Regions from separate parts of the Homo sapiens genome. Here region 2 is linked to region 1. The links are chromatin loops, found by intact Hi-C in ENCODE. Cell type or tissue: endothelial cell of umbilical vein. All regions are shown on one strand. Each heading gives the region's core, and the rest is flanking DNA. Links, peaks and the distances in the headings are about the cores only.

Region 1 (2,913 bases), core at 106-2,605:
GGGAACAATCAGATATGCATTTGTGTCAGGAGGGCAGAGGGGTGACTGTACCTGAAAACAGAAGCTATCTATTTACATTGCCATGGTAAATTTTCATAGAAACACTTTATGGTAAAGATCTTGGCGCTCACTGAGAATTTCCTTGTGGGCAAAATATGAGCGAGGTGTGTAGCTTTTCATCTGGTAGCCATCTCATTTAAAAACCAAGAGGCAAGGCAGTTTTGCGTGACCCAGTTCCCAGCTTAACTTTTCCCTTTGGCTTAATGAGTTTGGGGATCCGAGATTTATTTTCCTTCCACACGCCTATGCCAAACTCAGATTCCTTCCTTTCATCCCTGTTTCATCTGTTCAGGCTGGTTAGTTCCCCTTTCCAATCCACACAGAGAAAGACAGAAAAGACAGTGAGAAGCTATGTGTGCAGGACTTCTCTGCCCTCCACTCCATCTAAGCTCTCAAGAAACTTTTAGATTCTTTTGTTTTTTCTATTCATCGGTCTCTTAAAGAGGCAATCCCACTTCTCCATTTCCACTTCCTAATAAAGAATGCTAAGTAACTTAAGGATTTTCTTTAAATTATGTAGCTATTCAATCAGGGTCAGTCCTAGTTAATAGTTTTTCCCCACTTCCCATAGCCTCGGCTTTTAGCTTAGCTTTGGCAGTGAAGATCTGGCCCTAAGCTCTTGCGACCCAACCCCCAACCTAAACATTTCACAGGCTACTGGGCTGCGGAAAGCTGAGGCTGCCAACTTTGGAGCCTAGGATTCCCAGGACATCAGGTCAAGCAACTGAGAGGTCCACCCAGGGGTAAATTCCACACATAGTTTCTTCTCTCTTGGGACCAGCGCTTTAACATCTGGGTGAATCAGATCGTGCAGACACGGTAACTAGGCGCAGAAAACAGCTGGACACGTTGCTGGGAGCCCAGACAGAACGTGACCAGTAGTTCTCAGAAACCGCTTCTAAATACCAGCTCCAACAGGCTTGTAGCGTCCGAGTGCGGATAAGGCAAGAGCAAAAACGAGCATAGTTTGGGCCGTTGGGGCCAAATCTGCACTTCTGAGAGCTACTTTTACTGCTAAGCTTTGAAATTGGATTTACCCAGAGGGAAGCGTTGCAGTGGCAGCCGCAGGCAGGTAAAACTAGTATTTGCACTCACACACTCCCCGGATTCTTCACAGACAGGGATGGAAGAGAAAACTTAGGAAGTTGAAGTTTGGCATTAAAATAAAGGACTCGCCACCACTCTGTGCACCTTCTTGAGGGAGTTCATTCGTCCGGAGCGCCTCACAGCTTAGTGCGCCTGCGCACGCGCGAACTGCGGCCCCGCCTCTCCTTTGGGGACGGGAGACGTGCGTCGGGTCGCGGGACGGGGGCTGCGCATGCGCCTTCATTTCGTCAGCCCGCTGTTGCGTGCTGCCAGCGGGAACTGTGTAGGGGTAGATTTTCGCTGCAGTGTTCCCCGAGCCTGTTAGACGCAGCGCGCCGGGAGACTGAGAGAGGAAAGGATAGAGGAAGTGCTGCCCTAGGCTGCATGAGTCGAAGCAAGCGTGTTTCCTTCCCGCCAGGCAAGTGCCCTTAGAAACCGGGCCCCGCCCCCTTCCTGGCCTGCATTCCCATCCCCTCTCCCGGGGCGGAGGTGAGGACCTCCTTGGTTCCTTTGGTTCTGTCAGTGAGCCCCTTCCTTGGCCATGAAGCTCGTGAGGAAGAACATCGAGAAGGACAATGCGGGCCAGGTGACCCTGGTCCCCGAGGAGCCTGAGGACATGTGGCACACTTACAACCTCGTGCAGGTGGGCGACAGCCTGCGCGCCTCCACCATCCGCAAGGTACAGACAGAGTCCTCCACGGGCAGCGTGGGCAGCAACCGGGTCCGCACTACCCTCACTCTCTGCGTGGAGGCCATCGACTTCGACTCTCAAGCCTGCCAGCTGCGGGTTAAGGGGACCAACATCCAAGAGAATGAGTATGTCAAGATGGGGGCTTACCACACCATCGAGCTGGAGCCCAACCGCCAGTTCACCCTGGCCAAGAAGCAGTGGGATAGTGTGGTACTGGAGCGCATCGAGCAGGCCTGTGACCCAGCCTGGAGCGCTGATGTGGCGGCTGTGGTCATGCAGGAAGGCCTCGCCCATATCTGCTTAGTCACTCCCAGCATGACCCTCACTCGGGCCAAGGTGGAGGTGAACATCCCTAGGAAAAGGAAAGGCAATTGCTCTCAGCATGACCGGGCCTTGGAGCGGTTCTATGAACAGGTGGTCCAGGCTATCCAGCGCCACATACACTTTGATGTTGTAAAGTGCATCCTGGTGGCCAGCCCAGGATTTGTGAGGGAGCAGTTCTGCGACTACCTGTTTCAACAAGCAGTGAAGACCGACAACAAACTGCTCCTGGAAAACCGGTCCAAATTTCTTCAGGTAAAACAATCTTACCCAGGGATAATTAAGAATGGGCAGAGGGATTGGTATAAACTACTCCTAAAGTTTTAGAACTGGGAAAAATAAGAAGAGAAAGTCTTTACTTAGCTGGGATTTTCATGAGATAATGAAATAAAAAGAGAATGTTAAATGTCTAGCAAATTTATGGAGTAAACTTCGCTGAAACATATGAAGCCTTACTAGCGCTTTTGGCTTTAAGCCTTTGTGAGCTGATTAATGGGTGTTCTAGGAGATTATTTTGCCTAACTTTTGTAATTGTGATTCTAGGTACATGCCTCCTCCGGACACAAGTACTCCCTGAAAGAGGCCCTTTGTGACCCTACTGTGGCTAGCCGCCTTTCAGACACTAAAGCTGCTGGGGAAGTCAAAGCCTTGGATGACTTCTATAAAATGTTACAGCATGAACCGGATCGAGCTTTCTATGGACTCAAGCAGGTGGAGAAGGCCAATGAAGCCATGGCAATTGACACATTGCTCAT
Region 2 (2,913 bases), core at 95-2,594, 72 kb before region 1:
GTATTTTTAATATATGTCTTAATATCAAACATAGACATGTGTAACTTGGCCCCTTAAACTAGGGTAGGGGTTTCTCTAGATATACCTCATCCTTCTTCCTTCTTTCATGTCTATTTAATGCAATAAAGTGACAAGATCCTTTCTAGTTTCTATTTCCCTGGTCTTAGAGTCTGATCTTATGGTGATATTGGTCTCTTCTAAATCCAAAACCCACCACTCTTTGACACGTTGAAAAGTATCCATTGTTACTCCTCTCCCATTTAGGAATACTTCAGTGGGAAAGTTTGAGGGGAATAGATCTAAGGAAATCTGAGAGTGTCTCTTCTTTGAAAAACAAAAGGACTTACATAATACAAAATATACATATCCATTTTGCTCAACAATATAGATAACTTGCATTATAAGCTTATGTCTGAGTACATATTTTTAAGTCCTTGGAGTTCTCTCTGCCATTGAGCTTTTTACTGCCTGCTCACTTGTGCTGTTCATCTCTTTGATATCTTCCCCAGCACACCATCTCAGAGCCTTATAAGGCTACCCAGATCCTGACAAGAGATTAAATGTTTCTTATGCAATATTTTTCATCTTTGTCAAAGCAATTATCTTTAGTTTAGGAAAAGTGCAAACCAAGTTTTTCCATATGCTATCAGCAAGATCAATTAACATTATTTATATAATGTATGATTTACTTCAGTTTAATTTTGTGAAAATGAAACTGTCAAGGATTTCAAATTTTTCTCTATCTGTAATAATAAAAAAGAAAATTATTTATCTTTGTGCATGCACAGAGTTTCATACACAATATAATTCTTAGAACAAACAAAAAAATTATCCTGAGATAGAGAGATAGTTCCTGAAGGGAACAGAATAGCAAGATAAATATCACCAGGAATTTGGCCTTTCCCTCACTGTCTAATTTCTGGCATACAATAACTTTCTCTAAAAATGGCATGCAAGCTTTCTCTAAAAAAAAGTTTTGTTTACAGAAGGCCAGAATAGGTCTGGCAATTGTTTCTCCTTCATATCAATGAAGCTTCGGTCACAGAATTTACATGGTCTGTTCTTTGTTTGGAGAACAACGCTGGCACACTAGGTGTGGAGACGAAAGGAGAGAGGATACCAGAGAACAGCGCCAGTTTCCCTCTGAGTCAGACACTGAAGGGCTGTGGGAAAGGGAGCTGGTCTCGAGGGCCTTCCGATCTGACCACTTTTCCAAGCCACTCCTTTATCCTGCAGGAAGGAGGAGGCTGAGCTTTCTTGCCACCAGAGAAGATCAATCAGGATCCCTTTAAGGCAGGGAGAGCCACATATCCTAGTCTTCCAAAGACACAGGATGAATTTCAAAGGAACAGAAATGGCAAGTCACCAAAAAATAGATCCATATGTTGTTGTTGTTGTTTTTTAAAGTGAAAATAGCTTGTTTTTTTTTTTAGTAGAAAAACTACCACATGCTTATTATGAAAAATTCAGACAACACATAAAAAGACAAAGAGTAGAGCCAAAATTTGAACCCAGGCAGCCAAGCTCCAGAGTTTAAGGTCTGTACTTTGTAGTAGTTAGTTACTACTGCCCCTTGGGTCTTCCCAGAATTAAACAAGAGCTCCAAGCTGCTATTTGAATCACAGTTTGGTGAAAGGGAGTGAATTTTTTAGAAGCTGGAGACCCGGCACCAAAGAACAGACTTATAAAAAGGGTTATAATAGTAATGACTCACATGCTTATCAGGCGAAAGGCTGTTAGCCAAATAATATGTATGTGTATGTGCATACACTGTGTATGTGCACATACACAGTGTGTGTATAAGAAATCTCATTTAATCCTCACAATAATCTGTCAGTTACAATTTACTCGCATCAATCTAGATGTGGAAGCTGCAGCTCAGAGTTTTAAACAATTTTCTAGAATCACAAAGCTTATACTCTGTAATAACGAAGTTAGGACTACAATCTGTCTGACCAGATTCCCAGCTCTCGACATGAATTTGTTGAGCGTCAAAAGTATGCAGGTATTGTTAAAAAGAAAATAAATATAGAAAGGAAAGGAAAAGTCACAGATTATTTCCCCTACAATGTGCAATAATGACTGAACACCAGGACACCTGCGTTTCAATCTTAAGTTAGCCATGAATGAACTACACGGTGATGGGCAAATCACTCAGTGTTTGTACTTTGGTTTCCCGTCAAAATTGGCAGAGTGTGATAGGTTAGTGGTTCTAATTTTTGGTGATCATAAACCATTTCCATGAATTCAATGAACTCTCCCTCCAGAAAAATGTATAAATGAACACAAGACGTAAAACTGCATTCAATTCAGTAATGACTTCCTAGTATATATTTATTGTCAGGCCTTCCCACTGAAATGAAATATGAATGAGGGCAAAGGACTCTGTGTTTTCCTGTCTATATCCCCAGCTACTAGAGCATTACTTGGAACATCATAAGCTCTGGAAAACTATCAACTGAATGAATACATAGATGAGGGCTCCTCATCTCCTTGAAGTGGACCCATACTCGACCCAGTTAAAAAACCCATGGATTGAATTATTTATGAGACCCTTTTTGGTTCTGAAAGACCTAAGCTTCAACCAAATGAAACAGCCAAACACTCTACTTCTTTTGACCAGTAATATTGGTAATAACATGTGCTTCAACCTAATATGTTAACTTGCAATTTTACCAACTTGTCTAGTAGTGAGCATGCACACACGCACTATCATACATGGCACTAGTTTTTTAGCATTAGTCCTGCTCATCTGTGACAGCTGTTATTTATCTTGCATTTACCACATGATAAAACCCAGGCAAACAGATAAATGTGTAGTATTTTCTGCTTCTTGGAAACTGCCTGTGAATGCAAAGTCCCTTACTGTTTAAAGTACAGTTCAGTTGTATTTTCTTCTTCTTTTTTTTTTTT

Evidence for each region. Peaks named below come from ENCODE experiments on the same cell type or tissue, not always from the same donor. Only the 100,000 strongest peaks of a DNase experiment are listed, where the experiment ranks them.
Region 2: it touches region 1 in a loop (6-fold over the local background); 5 of 110 quality-filtered maps call a loop at or near these places.

Annotation. Positions count from the first base shown.
Region 1 is chr5:52,798,708-52,801,620 of GRCh38, forward strand. All of the region lies in intron 1 of ITGA1 (integrin subunit alpha 1), which reads left to right. PELO (pelota mRNA surveillance and ribosome rescue factor) reads left to right here. Exons shown (of 3, transcript NM_015946.5): 2 at 1,178-2,413; 3 at 2,702-2,913. The coding sequence starts at 1,688. It overlaps PELO-AS1 (PELO antisense RNA 1), which reads right to left and starts at 2,106. Exons shown (of 5, transcript NR_186455.1): 1 at 1,985-2,106. RefSeq lists enhancers at 1,218-1,916, 1,917-2,616. In endothelial cell of umbilical vein, for the core only: no CTCF peak of the experiment used is centred there; DNase peaks (open chromatin) are centred at 704, 1,434 and 2,144; H3K4me3 peaks cover 2,312 bases; H3K27ac peaks cover 2,259 bases.
Region 2 is chr5:52,726,700-52,729,612 of GRCh38, forward strand. The region is part of intron 2 of PELO-AS1 (PELO antisense RNA 1); the gene reads right to left. Among named protein-coding and RNA genes, the nearest start is that of ITGA1, 60 kb to the right of the region's middle. In endothelial cell of umbilical vein, for the core only: no CTCF peak of the experiment used is centred there; a DNase peak (open chromatin) is centred at 1,152; H3K27ac peaks cover 1,329 bases.